Linked DNA regions of Homo sapiens: region 2 is linked to region 1. A link is a loop called in an ENCODE intact Hi-C map of the cell type or tissue named here. Cell type or tissue: Calu3. All regions are shown on one strand.

What was found. Hi-C counts contacts between places; a loop is a spot of excess contacts. Peaks named below come from ENCODE experiments on the same cell type or tissue, not always from the same donor. Only the 100,000 strongest peaks of a DNase experiment are listed, where the experiment ranks them.
Region 2: it touches region 1 in a loop (2.5-fold over the local background); 5 of 110 quality-filtered maps call a loop at or near these places.

Annotation. Positions count from the first base shown.
Region 1 is chrX:134,167,808-134,175,807 of GRCh38, forward strand. MIR106AHG (miR-106a-363 cluster host gene) reads right to left here and starts at 6,281. Exons shown (of 2, transcript XR_007068340.1): 1 at 3,862-6,281; 2 at 1,343-2,545. MIR363 (microRNA 363) reads right to left here and starts at 1,645; the gene lies at 1,571-1,645. MIR92A2 (microRNA 92a-2) reads right to left here and starts at 1,805; the gene lies at 1,731-1,805. MIR19B2 (microRNA 19b-2) reads right to left here and starts at 1,959; the gene lies at 1,864-1,959. It also overlaps MIR20B, MIR18B and MIR106A. RefSeq lists an enhancer at 4,346-5,153 and a silencer at 7,112-7,406. In Calu3, no CTCF peak of the experiment used is centred here; no DNase peak of the experiment used is centred here.
Region 2 is chrX:134,240,627-134,248,626 of GRCh38, forward strand. It overlaps CCDC160 (coiled-coil domain containing 160), which reads left to right. Exons shown (of 3, transcript NM_001353453.3): 3 at 4,151-6,216. The coding sequence starts at 4,175. The coding sequence ends at 5,152. Among named protein-coding and RNA genes, the nearest start is that of CCDC160, 7.4 kb to the left of the region's middle. RefSeq lists an enhancer at 1-31 and a silencer at 6,662-6,861. In Calu3, no CTCF peak of the experiment used is centred here; a DNase peak (open chromatin) is centred at 3,595.

The DNA.
Region 1 (8,000 bases):
CTTACTGATTAAAATGGACTGATGTTATGAGGAAAAATCAAAAGGGTTTCAAAATTAGAAAATTCCATGGCACCAGGAAGTAAGAATGACACATACTGATACCATCTTTTAGTTTGGCAGCACCTTTTTGATGAGAACTAAATGTTCATGTTGGCAGACAGTAAAACTACCACAAGCCTCGTTTCTTCATTTGCCAAATACATGATGTTAAAGATTAACATTAAAATATGAAACATAGAACTGGAAAGCAAGCCAGTCCCTGCTTCGAGTTCTTTTAATTTTATGAAGTTTAAAATAAACAACTTCCTTTGTTAACTTTGTCCTAGAAGCTGTCGTTAGCTGTTTTCGAGCAGTGGTTCTGCAAGTATGGTGTCTTGACCAGCAGCATCAGCTCCTAGGGAAAGGTTAGAAATGCAATTCCTTACCTGTAATGCCAGCACTTTGGGAGGCCAAGGTGGGTGGATCTCTTGAGGTCAGGAGTTCGAGACCAGCCTGACCAACATGGTGAAACCCCGTCTCTACTAAAAGTACAGAATTAGCCAAGCGTGGTGGCGCACGCCTGTAATCCCAGCTACTCAGGAGGCTGAGGCAGGAGAATCACTTCAACCCGGAAGGTGGAGGTTGTGGTGAATGAGAGATCGGGCCATTGCACTCCAGTCTGGGCAACAAGAGCGAAACTCCGTCTCAAAAAGAAAAAAATAAAGAAATGCAATTCCTTAGGCCCCATCCAGACCTATTGAATGAATCTCTGGAGATGGGGTTGGCTGGCTGTGTCTTAGTAAGTGCTAAAGTTTTAAGAACCACTAGAGGATCCAAATAACTTTTGGTGTTCAGTCTCAAACCACTAATTAGCTGCGCATGAGAAATTTCTGCTTTAGGTTAGTCACCCTATGGAGCCCCCGAACCCTAAATATTAACAGTAGGCCCACATCCAGGTTTCCATCTGCTAGACTCCAAAGCAAGGCAGCAGCCATCCCTCTCAGTAGCCCTGCCACCAAATCCTCTTCTCCGAGAACCCCAAAACAGAGTTTGATTGACAAGTTCATTCTTCTCTCCTGTCAGACCTCAAAATGTGCCCAGTTCCTTAAAGGTATGTGTCCCATTGGTTTACAACTCTTCATTCCCTTCCTAAGAATGAGCACGTGTACTAAAACAAAATTAGTACATGTCATCCAAATATTGTCAGGGTAATAAAATTCCTAAAATTAGGCATCTTGGTGCTTTATGTAGATGCAAACTTGAAAAGCAGCTATGTCCAAGTTTTCCTTTAGGATCCTCCCAAGAGATATTTTACAAACTCCTCTAGCATTGCTAATTATTTTTTTTAAAAAAAAAAGAGTCATTTTTTCAGATCTATAAATTTCATTTATTTTGAGGTTCATTCACATTCAGTAACAATCTGATCATTCACCAAAGTTCCAAAACACATACTTTATAAATTAGCTATCATAGTTTTTAGAAATCCAAATATATTTCAAATTATTTTTTAATAGCAGCAACTAGAGAAAGGATTTTTTACCATCTAGCTTACTGTAGCGCTGATCAGGAATGTCGCCAACAAAGGTCCTGCGGTTTACAGATGGATACCGTGCAATTTTTCTCCTATGATACTCATCAAAATTGCATCGTGATCCACCCGACAACAGCAAAACAGATCATTTTACAATGACTAAATATCAGAACTTACGGCTTTTAAAAGTTAAAATAAGAAGACGATAAAAATCCTCCTTTCTTCCACAGGCCGGGACAAGTGCAATACTTTATATAGAACACAAGTAATGCAACAAATCCCCACCCAGGGATGAATGGGCATGAGTGCTGGAGATACGCATGAAGGTGTGTTCACACAGACGTAGGAAGCACACATTATCACAATCAGTTTTGCATGGATTTGCACAGCCACATATACATATATACGCTGAAATGCAAACCTGCAAAACTAATTGTAAGTAGCAATGTCTTTGAATATTCTCTCCATCAACAAGAGATTTGTTATCCAAGAGTACTGGAAGTGCCCATACTACAGTAGAGTCATGCCAAAACTACCTGCACTATGAGCACTTTGGTACTACTAGGACCCAATCTTATCCTCTGTACACAACTGTACACTGCACAGTCCCCACCATCTGTTCCCAACAAACAATAAAAAGGCAAAAAACAAACCACTGAAATGTGTCCTATTCAAATTACTACTCAAGGCATACTTTTAAAATGCTGTATATTAGGCAGCCTGTGCCAGAAGGGGCATTTAGGGCAGTAGATTCTAAGCTGCTTCACTAACTGCACTAGATGCACCTTAACACAAGAGACACATTATAAGAAGCAGCTCAAAAGCATCAACTACTTAATTATGCACAAACTACAGTTCTCAGTAGCCATTGACTAAATCACCATGGTAATGTAAGAAGTGCTTACATTGCAGTAGATCTCAAAAAGCTACCTGCACTGTAAGCACTTTTACATGGCCAAGGCCTATTCCTGTAGCAAAATTTTAAGTCTTCCAGGAGCTCTTCTTTTCCGTCCTCACAGATCCATGCAGACTCACCTGGTTAAAACAACAAAACAAACACACACATATTAGAAACTAAACAAGTAAACTACTAGTTAATATTCCTGAAACAGGCTTTCCTTTGGCTTACAGAGTCTAAGCTAGGTTTTGTGGTTTCAACCAAATCCTGAGAAATATTAATAATCTCAATTATTTACACAGAATTGAACACGAATAACACTGGCAACTGCAAAAAGTCCAATTCTTATGTATAAGCAGATTTTGGACTCCCCCTCTCCATCTAAGAAAATTTGATATCTGCATCTCAGTAATTTGCAGGCACATTCTATCCACCCTGATTTTATAAGAGGAGGACCTAGAGAAAGGAGCATGTAAAACCCAGGATGAGTATTCGAGTCTTCAGATCATTCAGAGCTTTTGGGCTCCATACGGAAAGTGACTGTTAGATTAAATGAATATTCCCAGCCCCCACCCCATTAATAGAAAATGAGAGAAATTTTAGAGCTGGTTTAAGAAACACAGCCTTACAGTCTTCACATAATGCACAGATGGCTGAGAGATGTCACATTTTGATCTATTTCAAAGGGCTCTACTTCTGTTTAAACATTTATGGACCCATTTTCTCCATTAAACCAAAGTAGGCAGATTAGCTCTTCTTCCCTTCATGTCATTATCTTCCATAAGAAAACCTTCTCCCATTTCCAAGTGCTTATTTTACCTAAGAACATACAGCAAGGAAGTGAGCCTCTATGTGAAAAAGGCTCACAGGGTCCCCTATCTCTTCCATGATGGGGTAACTTTTGTTTAAAAGAAAAACAAAAACGTTTGGGACAGAATCTGTAATACGTTAAACGAGTGAGGGAATTTTAAATGTTGAACTTTCGTCACGATATCTTATGCCACTAAATGAGTCTTTAGAAGTCTTTACAAACTAAACTGATTTATAAAACTTATACATCAATCTGGAATCAATTTTCTATTAGGGAAGAATGGATTTAGTATAGAAATGAGAAAAATAACATTTTTCCCCTTAAATTGGGTTTCTACACCTGTGAAGATTTCTTTTCCATTAAAAAAAAAATACTCCAAACTTGACTCAAAATGCATAGTATTTGCCAACCCAACCTGGCCAAACTGAGCCCCACAGCCATCAGACAGGGCGCCCTTCTAGTTACTACCTTTTGCTAATTAGCGGTTCATCTGGCATCCCTCGCGCACGCTGGGCAGTCACTCTCCAATCCCCTTAAATTGCAAATAATAATAATAATAATAAGGAAAAGAAAGAAAGAAGTCCTTCCCTGTACGCCTTTGTGGCTCCCTTTTGCCTCTTCCCGCGTCTCTCACACCCTTACCTAATGCTCCCGTTGAAGTCCGCGAGCAGCCCGCGCGTCCAGGGTGTGCTCCAGCTGCTCACACCACGCGCTCCAGTCCTCGTGCAGCCTCAGCCGCCGCCGAAATTAAAGAGAAAGAAACAAAGCATCATGGGAAACGGAGTTCTCCATTCAAAGCACCAAAAACGCGCCAAGCCCACGCCTCCCTCCCCCTCCATTCCCGGGTTGGTGGGATAGAAGCCAAGAGGGAGGGGAGTCCCTTTTTTCCCTCCACGTGCACCCCCTCATTTCACACCCTCACCACCAAAGTTTTCCAGGAACCTAAAGGTCAACGGTGGAGAAGAAAAGGGGAGTCGTTTCCCGCGCGCTGCCCGCTACCCCTCAACCGCACTCTGGTACTTTGCTTTTCTCAAGTCCCGCCCGCTCCGTCCCCTCCCACCCAACCAGTCAACTCTACCGGATCACAGCTGCCCCAACGAAGGGCTCCCTTCTTGCCCAGCCACCCGCTCGGGAAACCGCGCGCGGGACCCAGCTCCGGCCCGCCCCTCGCAGGTGGAGAGCGCGGGGATCCCGCACGGGCCGCCCTCTCCGGGTGTCCCCTCCACACGTATACCCAGTGTCCCAGCGCGCAGCTCGAGCGCTCCGGGGCCGGGTGCGAGCGCAGTCTCCCGCGGAGCCAGAAGGGGAAGAGAAGTGAGAAAAAGCGTCCACTAAATGGATCAAGGCCGCGAGCGCACATCTCACCCCAAAGCGCCCCTGTCCAGAGCGACGCGGGGCCACGAGCCTCCCTGCCACCACTTGAGGAGCGCTCCGTCCCCTTGGCCCTCTGTCCGTAGCTATATCCCTGGGAAAAGCCCGCCCCTCTGCCTTTAATAGCCCAAGGAAAAAAGCCCGCCCCCGCCCACCCGGCCCGCACAGGAATTAGGAAACGGAACCCCCACCCCGCCAAAGCGAAAACCCCACCGAGCCCCAGTTACCCACGGGCGGACCGCAGTCGGCATTTTCCCTTCTCTCTTCCCCCAAGCTGGAGTCCTTAATTAAAGGCGCGCCTGGGACAGCGGCCCAGGCAGAGGCCGTGGCCGGAGCCGGTGCGGGTGCCACCGGCATCCGGGCCAGGATGGCGCACTCACTACCACCTTGTCCCATCTCGCTCCCGCGGCGCTCGCCTCAGCCCCCCACCGGAGACAGACGACGAGGCCCACGGAGCCGTGGGACAGGGGTGTCCCCCACCCGGCGCGCGCATGCGCGCCACCTCGCCGCTAGATTGAAAGTGTTCCTAAGGCCCGAGGAGGGAAGAAATAGAAACACGACTTACTCTCTGCACATGTGAAAGTTTTAACCCCTAGCACCTTGTGCTACTGTTGGGAGGCTTTCGCCCTTGCCAGGCGCCCTCTTCACCCACTAAATCAGGGTTTCTTGGCAGGTATCGTTAACGGTAGCAGCCACCGAATACACGCGCAAATGTGCGGAAGATACGGTGCAATTATCTTGCTTTCTCCTCTCATTCCACCGCTAATGAGAACCAATTGAGGGCGGGCTGCTTCAAGGCCAAAGCCCGACAGCGCTCTGTAGAATAAAATGATGTCTTAGTTTAAGACGCACAATCAAAATGGAATTAAGCATACCAGACTTTGAACACCGGGCAAAATGAGAGACAACCGGGCTATATACCTTCTCCGCGTCCCTGGCGGACACAGGCGCAAGATGGGATTTGGGGAGCGTGCGGGGGTTGGGGGGGTGGGCGGGGGTGTGCAGGGTACGAGGTTACAAATCAGAGACCAGTGAGCACGCTGGGTCGGAGGAGGAAAGCCCTGGAAGGCAAGCGGGGGGCAAGGAAGGAGGGAAGGGGTGCAAAATGAAGCCGGACCCCTCCCTTTCCACCATTGTTACCAGGGTGATTGTGGCAGCCCAAAGCCCAGAAGAGGACAAGGGCGCCATGTGATTCTCAACCTGGTGCACTGGTGCACAGTAGTAGCTCAGGCAAACATTACAAAAGACTGGCCTCTCCCGCCCCTGGCCCGCGAAAGAGTCCAACCTGAACTGCCAGCGCCCCTCAGGAGTCAGCGGTGGATGCAACGAAAACCACAATCATTTCTCCAACGCGAGTCACTCGCACAGGTGGGCTTCCTCCCCTTTTTCATGCAACAGACCTTGCAGCCTACCCTGGCACGTCTGCGTGATACTTTCTGGAAACTACGCAGCCCGAAGTTTACTACCCAACCAGATCCCTCCTGTGAGATTGCACCGACTGCAATGCAACTTTCGACCTTTAATGGTAACGACTAGCAGTGGAAAGAAGAGGAGGGGGAGGGAAGAGAACTTAGACCCGACTTTAAGAAGCGTTGTATTAAAGCAAGATAAGAACAGTACCTTTGAGCTGGAGCAAAACCTGGAGTAAAAAAAAGGGTTTTTGCGAAAGTGGCGCGAAGATAATATCATGTGATCCGACCCCAGGGCGTCTCCTTCCCCTTTTGCCAAACTCCCCTCCCCTCGAAAAAAGGGGGGTTGGGGGAGCTACATCCGCTCCTCACAAACTATTAGCATAATTAATTGTGTCCTACAGCTGCAGCCAGAGCTCCCGGGTCAATGAGTAAACATATCCTCATCCTCTTCAACATCAGAACAAAAAAACCCATTACCCTGATTTTGGAAAATGTTCCCAAATAAATCTCATTATCTTCAAAAGTCTTTATTTGGTATTCGGAGTCTATGTGTCTTGGTTGGAGAGACAGAAGAAGGTTGGAAAAGATGAAATCATCCTATTAAAGGGAACAAGTAGAAGTAACTCCCCAAGAGTGACATATTTAAGTAAAGGTTTTCAAATGGAAATACCGTGTTGAGGGACTTCACTAGCTTAAAATTTTCCAAAAGTTTTAGCAGTTCATTAAACAAGACATCCTCCCAGTCTTCCTATTCGCCACCCCCCATCTCCCACCCCTCCTCCCAGTCCTCCTTCCCTTTAAAGCTAGAACAATACCCGGAATAAGGTATTTTGAGATTGCTTTACCAGGATATTTTCTTGTTCTTAATTTTTTTTAAGGGTTTGCAACATATAGAATGTCTGGATCAAGTTCCCAACTGGCGAAAATAATTTATTCCATCTCAGTACCTGTCTAGCACAAGGTAAAACTAACTAAGTACAAGATATAGGTTATGAGAAACTAGGACATTTTGATACACCAAATGATTTATTTTTGTCTCTTTCTTTTGGAAAAAAAATTTAATCATCGGCCAAAATACCTAGAGAATCAAAAAAATCTAAAGAACAAAGCATTTCACACACACCCCCCCCAAAAGTCAGAATAACTAACAGCTCAAAGAAAAGCACGTGATCCCTTCATGCTTTAAAACTTGTGGTCATGCTGAGGCTAAAAGCAAAGAGCTTGTGACCCCGCAACCCCGTCCCCTCCCCCAGACCACAGCCCAGGGCTTAAGGCTCCAGGCTCCCACCGGGCTCCTGCTCGCTCCCAGTATTGTGAGACAAACAATACTTAGGCATTCTGCAAAATAAAGGAGCCACAACTCCTATCCCCCAGTCACATCATTTATGACCAAACAGACTGGCCGGTGTGCGTATATACGCATGTATGTAAATATGATATAGAATACATGCCTACACGAAAGCCCAGATGTTCTGTCAGAATGTGTAAGAAAGGTATGGAAACTGGCCAAAGGGAGGGAGAACTTGTTATCTTTCGTGAGCCTAAGGATTCTCATCACAACTTTAAATTCTTGACACTATTTTGAGTTTATGATGGATTCAAAGAAAAACGGTGAATGCCCAGCAAAATATTCCCCTCAAAATAGACCCACTTTGAGCTTTCCTCTGCCTTGAAAAGGGGTGAAGGGATTCTTCTGTATTGACCTCTAGATTTAATTATGCCATATAAAGCAGCAATCTCAAGTAGTTTGGATTTGAACACCTTTAAGAATAAAATTGACATTTTACCCAGTTGAGAAATCATGTTACTTGATTTAGAAATAATATTAAGTGGCTTTGTTAAACCTAATGATTGGTATCTTAGAACAAAAAGGTCCCCATGGAAACCAGAAAGTAATTTAAGAGTATTATGTTCCTCACACAACTAGAATAGAGCTTTTGTTCTATGTGTATTTACTACTCTACATTTTTGAACTACACTTGCAATTAAGGTCTGTTA
Region 2 (8,000 bases), 73 kb after region 1:
GTGAAGAGAGATGGTCCTGAAAATTTGAAACCAAATTCTTTTTTTTTTTTTTTTTTTTTTTTTTTTTTTTTTTAGGAGACAGAGTGTCGCTCTGTTTCCCAGGCTGGAGTGCAGTGGCATGATCATAGCTCACTTCAGCCTCAACCCCCTGAGCTCAAGCAATCCTCCCACCTGAGTAGTTAGGACTACAGGCATATGCCACCACACCTATCTAATTTTGTTTTTAATTTTTGTAGACACGCATCTCACTATGTTGCCCAGGCTGGTTTTGAACTCCTGACATCAAGTTATCCTTCCGCCTCTGCCTCCCAAAGCACTGGGATTACAGATGTGAGCCACTGTGCCCGTGTAAATGGGATAAGGCAACAGAAAAAAAAAATTGATTTATGTCATCAAATTTCCCTAAAGCCTGTGATTTAAAATATGAATATTTTAGAAAACAAATAATTAAATTTCACATCCGCTTTAATATGATTATACTCTCTGGGGCCCCAGCTGAAAAATGAAACTGAGATGGTTTGTGGATTTCTCCTTTCAGAGTAAACAGTAGTGTATTATTTTATGGAGCTATTTGAGAATAGATGTGCATTCCTCTAAGATTTTTATGGAACAGTGCACCTATAGGTCCATTGTAAATGACTGTTCTTTGCTTAGCTCTCAACATTTATGTTACATCATGTTATATATAAATTCATATTCAATTTATTTTATCAGTGGTTCTCAAATTCTTTAGGTGAATACAAACCACTTTCATGAGACAAGAGATCTCTCACTCCACAAAAATGTCCTATTACTTTGCCACTGCAAAAAAAAAAGTCACCTGAGGATAAATGATGATGTTTTCAGTGAGACACTAACTAGAACCATCAGGAATCCATTATTAATTCATGTCAGACACAAATGAATAGATGTAGTCATATTGTAGACACATACGCCTTAACAGTGCAGTCCTAAGGGCTTCTGGGGGATTGCTATCTTAGAGGACTACTTGTCCTATGACTTTGTATTGTTTTCCTGTCTGTGTTCTAGATTATTTGCTTCTAAAGAAACCAGTTTTTCATCCCCATTGGGCCTCCTTCCCCTACCCTTCTGACCTTCAGTATCCAGTGTAGTGTTGGGTAGGCACTTATATTAATAAATGTCCACAACTGACCCACTAACAGGCATGCCTACACTTTCAATAATGGCTTCTGGTTTGGTTTGCCTTATGCTGGAACAAATTACCTAGTCAAGTTTATTGAGAACAAAATGGCTACCAGGCCAGGGTAGAGGAGTGTCATTGCCTTAAAGCATATTCCTTGTTCTTGCCAGAGAATACTAATGCCATACTCGTTCTGCATAAAAAAACAAACAGTACAATTTGTGAAGAGAAAATGAGACTGGCAGCTTTTACCCCGAGTCTGGGATTTGCCACATTCTGTGACTAGATTTGGGAACAAGCCCTTAAAGGATATCTTGCCAATGAAAGAGAGAAGAAAAAAAAAAGAGCAGCTCAGAGACTGCTTGACCCTGCCCTGTGTAAGCCATGGGAGGGAAATTCCAAAAGGCTTTTCAAACCTTTCTCTTTCTGTTCTTTGAAATGTGACATGCAGTTCTCCTTACCCTCCCCCCTTCACTTTTCCTCTCTTCTTTTGTGGCCTTTTAAAAGATACCTAAGCTCTGAAAATAGTGAGTTGTTTTCTTTCAATATGGGGAATGAAACCTAGCAGATGAATAAAGAAGAATTTTAGAACAAGCACTGACCTGAGAGACAGGGTCCTCAGTTTTACTACTATGGGCTGTGTGGCCTTGGTCAAGTCACTTAACTTCTCTGGGCCTTAGTCATAAATGGGCTCTTCCCATTTCAGTAGCTATATAGGCTTCACTGAAAGGCATTTCCTTTCAGACACCAGGAAATTATACAGAGGCTCAGGGAAGAGAGACAGTGAAAATTAAAAAGTGTGTGTGTGTGTGTGTGTGTGCATGTGTGCATATGTGTATGTGTTTTGCCAGAGATTTATGGGATGGTTGGATGTAGAAGTAACTTTTTCAAGGAGCAAAATTATTAATGAAAAGAGTTTTTTATTTTAACCTTTATCCATACCCAGACCTCTATCTCAGATAGAGATATTCTTGCTATCTCCAGATATAAAGTGTCCACACTTTACTTGCCCCTGTGCTCACCTCCTTCCTAATCAATCCCACCAATGCCCTTCATCCAGAATTAAGTAAGAGGAATAGTAATCTCTCTGCCATTGCTACCTGATTAGAAGCATTTTTATCATCTATATAATTGTTGGGTAAAAATTTGACTGCTAAAAAATGTGACTGGCAATTAACATCACCCTCTTTTCTCCTCTCTCTGTTCCTTTCCTCTATGATTGCTGTAATAATTCCTACTGATTTGCATTCATATTTCTAGAGATGAGGGAAACCAAGATAATGATATTTCCCTTTAAGAACAGATCAATCAATGATGCTTCTGGATGGTGACTCGTGGAATAATGAAAGTCAGAAAGAACTGTTTCAAAAGAAAGAAGATGATGCTCCAATGGCAAATATATATTGTGAATTTAAAGTCTGAGTTTATCATTGTGGTCTGATTGACCTCAAGAAAGCTTGGCTTCTGGCTTTTGGACCAATCATTTTAGTACCTTCACTGAACTCTCCAAATAGTTCATCTTAAGAATATATGTACCTTCTCCTTTCCTCAAAGCCAAGTAGTTGCCAGTAGGGATGTACTCTTGGGGATGGTGAGTCCCTTCCATCTTTTGTGGGGAAAAGGGGAGAGGAGAGGTATGTTCAGTACCTGTAGGTATCAAGTTTATTCCTTCATTGCTCATAGTAAGGAAAACCTGTGTTATTTAAAAATAAACTACTGTTTGTAAAAAGAAAAGAGAAGATAATACACCAAAAAGTAGTTATCTCAGGGCCATGAGATTATGAAGGAGATTCCTTCTGTTTTCTGTGCTTTTCTCTGTTCTCCAAAATTGTTATAATAATCAAAGAAAATATTAATTAAGAAATAAATGCAACATTTGCCATTTCTCATTACCAGCAGAAAATTACATTTGAGTGCATAGATAAAAGAGATGCAGGCATACTTTGATTTTTCTACATGGTGATACTACAAATATGTTTTGGTGAATTAATATATAAAATGAATAAAGTGACCCTCTCCTTCTTCTCCTCACCCTTTAGGGCTAACTTCAGCTACCAGTTGGTGGCTTCAGGTGCCAGTGGCCCTCCACATACTGCTCTGGTTCTTCTTTCTCCCTTCCCTCAGAAGTAGTCACTTATCAAATATTTCAGTGCTGTGGGAAAGCTGTACATTAAGGATGTACAGCTTTGGGTAGGGAAGACTCTTTTTGGAACAAAATAATCATCCTCATATTTTTATAAACTTGGAAAGTTGGTTGTGATTTAGTATGCTGAATTTTCACCTAAAAACTACACTCAGAGTCAGTATCTTGAGAAAAACACATTTGGTGGCATTAATATTTTCAATTGTTGACATTAGATTCTCCTCATGAAATTGCTGTCAAAATGGATAGAATTCTGTACACTTGGCAGTCTTGCCTAAAAGCAAAGCCCAAGACTGGAATAGCAGGAATTTATAGGTCAAGACAGAAGGGCATTTGGCAGAGTTAGTCATAAGGAAGTCTGCATGGTATACTTTACCAAAAGCAGCTCACATTTCATTAAGCCCTGATGTTTTAGTCACTTTAAAGAATGAATTAACAATAGTCCAATCCAAAAGAACTAGAAAGGCATCAGACACATTGAAAGCACAGGTATTACCAACATTAACCTATTAATTTCAAATCACTTTTTTTTATTTTAAAGCAGTCTGTTTTTATGTGTACAGTTGTTTTCTTATAGAATCACTTTCTCTGTGTACAGTAAGTAGCTAAATGTGTCAGTTTACTAGTTCTATTTCATAGGATGAGAGACTTTTAAAGCTGGAAGCATCTGTAGAACTTAGCTCTTTCAGCCCTTTCCATTTATAAATGAGGGGACTGAGGCCCAAGCCATTCAGTGAGTTAGAGAGAGAGCCAGCCCTCAAATGTTTAGATTCTTCACCCGTGAGCCAGCATTTTTATTTCTTTCTACTATATTAGCTACTAGTGTAAATAATGTGCCTGCCTTGGTTTTAAATTTTGTTTTTCAGATATTGGAAGAGGTGCCTGGAGAAATGGATGCTAGAAGAAAACACTGGAAGGAGAATATGTTTACTCCTTTTTTTAGTGCACAAGATGTTCTAGAAGAGACTTCTGAGCCTGAATCTTCTTCTGAACAAACGACTGCAGATAGCAGCAAGGGAATGGAAGAAATTTATAATTTGTCCAGTAGAAAGTTTCAGGAAGAAAGTAAATTTAAGAGGAAAAAATATATTTTCCAACTAAATGAAATAGAACAAGAACAAAATTTAAGAGAGAACAAGAGAAACATTTCAAAGAATGAAACAGACACAAATTCTGCATCCTATGAATCATCTAATGTGGATGTTACAACAGAAGAAAGCTTTAACAGCACAGAAGATAACTCTACCTGCAGTACAGATAACTTACCAGCTCTACTAAGACAAGACATAAGAAAGAAATTTATGGAAAGAATGTCTCCAAAACTTTGCCTGAATCTTTTGAATGAAGAACTGGAAGAACTTAATATGAAATACAGAAAAATAGAAGAGGAATTTGAAAATGCTGAAAAAGAACTTTTGCACTACAAAAAAGAAATATTCACAAAACCCCTAAATTTTCAAGAAACAGAGACGGATGCTTCAAAAAGTGACTATGAACTTCAAGCTTTAAGAAATGACCTGTCTGAAAAAGCAACAAATGTAAAAAACTTAAGTGAACAGCTCCAGCAAGCCAAAGAAGTCATCCACAAATTGAACCTAGAGAACAGAAATTTAAAAGAAGCTGTTAGGAAGTTAAAGCATCAAACCGAGGTTGGAAATGTGCTCCTAAAAGAAGAAATGAAATCATATTATGAATTAGAAATGGCAAAGATCCGCGGAGAGCTCAGTGTCATCAAGAATGAACTGAGAACTGAGAAGACCCTACAAGCAAGAAATAACAGAGCCTTGGAGTTGCTTAGAAAATACTATGCTTCTTCAATGGTAACATCATCAAGTATCCTTGACCACTTTACTGGGGATTTTTTTTAAAACTTAAAAAAATCCTTCCAGTAGGCAAGTCATTGAGCCAAATCAGTGTTTATTGTATTTTCTTTGCGTATTACTTAAAATATATGTAATAGGATGTTATTTTCATTTTCAGTAAATCACAGTATCTATAAAACATATACATGTTTCCAAGCTTCTGCTTTCTCTTTCTGATGAAGTTATTGCAGGAATACAAATGGAAACGAAGCTTTGGAAATCTCATATCAGAGTGTGTGTGTGTGTGTGTGTGTGTGTGTGTACACACACACATATATTCACTCAAAAACACATAATGATTCACCAAATCATTTATGAATACAAATCAGCAATTTTGTGATCTCGTAAGCAAATATGTCTTTGGCACGTGAATATTTTTCCATCTGTGTTCATTGATGTTAACAATAAAAATCTTGTTTATGTGTATAAGCCTAACATATGCCTGTGGGTCTTATAACTGCCTGTTCAAACTCAATGGGATACCAAAAATGTATCTGCTTACTTTGGGGGTCTAACTTTAATTCGGTACATATAAACATCTCTGGAAAAAAATGTAGTTTTTTTCTTCCCCCTGCTGTTTTCCCCAGGCTTTCTCCTTTGACCTGGCCACGGTTCCCATAGACTACAAGACGACTTAGAGACATTGCTGTGACCTTTTGCTAGAGCCCTGCTCTTGCCAGCAGTGGCTTTTGTGTTTTCTTATGTTGACCAGTAAGGGGCATTGTTTACACAGTTCTTCCAAAACTCGACCAGGGGAAAATTTCGAAGCTTCCTCCCCGGCTTACATCACAAGTTGGCGGGGACTGTGGTGAAGTTGGATGTCATCTGGATAAACTTTTAGTGAGCTGGCTTGATTTTTACAGTAATCCAGCCCTGTAAGGGCTCCAGGTGATGACAATTTATTTTACACTTATACATGGTAAAAATGTACTGCCTCAATCCTTGGGTGGAAGTGATGGGCCAGTTGACTCTTTACCATTTGTTTGTATCAGTCATCAAGATATCCTGTAATAGGAGCTCTATTTGCATGGTGTTTTAAAGCCTAATAAACCAAATGTAATTGCACACTATGAGGATGAGATACAATTGTTTTAAGGGTTTAGGTGTCTTCCCTGTTGGGAAAATCCCTAGACTGGGAGTCAGGACATTTGGCTTCTAGTACCTGCTCTGCCAGTAACTAGTTAACTTTCTTCCCCTAAAAGTCCTCATCTATAAAACAAGGCAACAGATCTATCATCGAGATTCTGTTCAGTTCTAATGTTCTGTGATTTCACCTCAATGATTTTATTTGCAAGTGTAACTCTACCTGTAAGGAAGTAAAACTCCTATGGCATTGGATGCATTCAATTCTTTTTTTGTTTTGTTTTGTTTGAGACAGAGTCTTGCTCTGTAGCTCAGGCTAGAGTGCAGTGGCGCGATCTCGGCTCACTGCAACCTCCGCCTTCCGGGTTCAAGCGATTCTCCTGCCTTAGCCTCCCGAGTAGCTGGGATTACGGGCGCCTGCCACTACACCCGGCTATTTTTTGTATTTATGTATTTATTTATTTATTTATTTATTTAGTAGAGACAGGGTTTCACCATCTCGGCCAGGCTGGTCTCGAACTCCTGATCTCGTGATCCACCCATCTCTACCTCCCAAAGTACTGGGGTTACAGGCGTGAGCCACCGCACCCGGCCTGGATGCATTCAATTCTAATACTTTGGGGGACCTACTTTGCAGACTCCCTTTGAAAGAAAATATAAGCAGGGTCCTTTATATAGTTTGAACATCTCCAAATACTATGAATAATAAATCAATAGAGGTTGTTTCTCTACCTTTCTCTTGTTTCCTCTTTATTCATTAAGGTTGGGGAAGGCACTGAATGGATACTGACTAAGCTGACCTGGAGGCTGAACAAGTCTTGCCTTGCCTGGGAGGACTGGCGTAAATTGGAAGATGCTAATCTTTGGAGCTCTGTGACTTAGTCCTGATAAACCTAACCCAGGCACTGGCAGCCTGCCTTAAAGGGGGAGATGACTTTCAGGTTTTTAGTGGTCACTGGCTTCCCACCAAGGGTCTAGGTACGAAAGCAAACTAGGAACTCGTTGCCCTATTTTACTTTCTTCTTCATCACCCCCTTATAAGATTGCCCCTTTGTACTTGCCTCATAAGACGCTCATTCCCTGAATGCTAATGTGCAGAGCTGCTTACATGTTTAAAAATTTTACAATGTATTAATTAAGCTACTAGGCTCAATCCTTTCAATATAATTTTTTTTTAAGAGAGAGAGGGGGACAGGTTCTTGCTGTGTTGCCCAGGCTGGACTCAAACTGCTGGGCTCAAGTGATCCTCCCCAGTAGCTTGGGCTGCTGGCATATGCCACCATGTCTGGCTAGTATAATTCCATTTTAATTCCATTTTCTTTTTTTTTTTTTTTTTTTGAGACGGAGCCTAGCTCTGTTGCCAAGGCTGGAGTACAGTGGCACGATCTCAGCTCACTGTACCCTCTGCCTCCCAGGTTCAAGCAATTCTCATGCCTCAGCTTCCTGAGTAGCTGGGATTACAGGCAGCTAATTTTTTTTGTATTTTTATTAGAGATGGGATTTTGCCATGTTGGCCAGGCTGGTCTCAAACTCCTGAGCTCAAGGGATCCGCTCACCTCAGCCTCCCAAAGTGCTGGGATTACAGGCATGAGCCACCATGCCCGGCCTATAATTCTGTTTTCAAAGAGGAACTTTTATTCCAGGAGTATTTCTATGAACCAACCATACATTTAAGGTTTTCAGTGACAATTTGGTTTATCTTGCATGAGTGTGTATGTGTGCTTGGGGGCAGGGAAAGAGTGGTGGAAGGAGGGCCAGAGACATTAAGTGT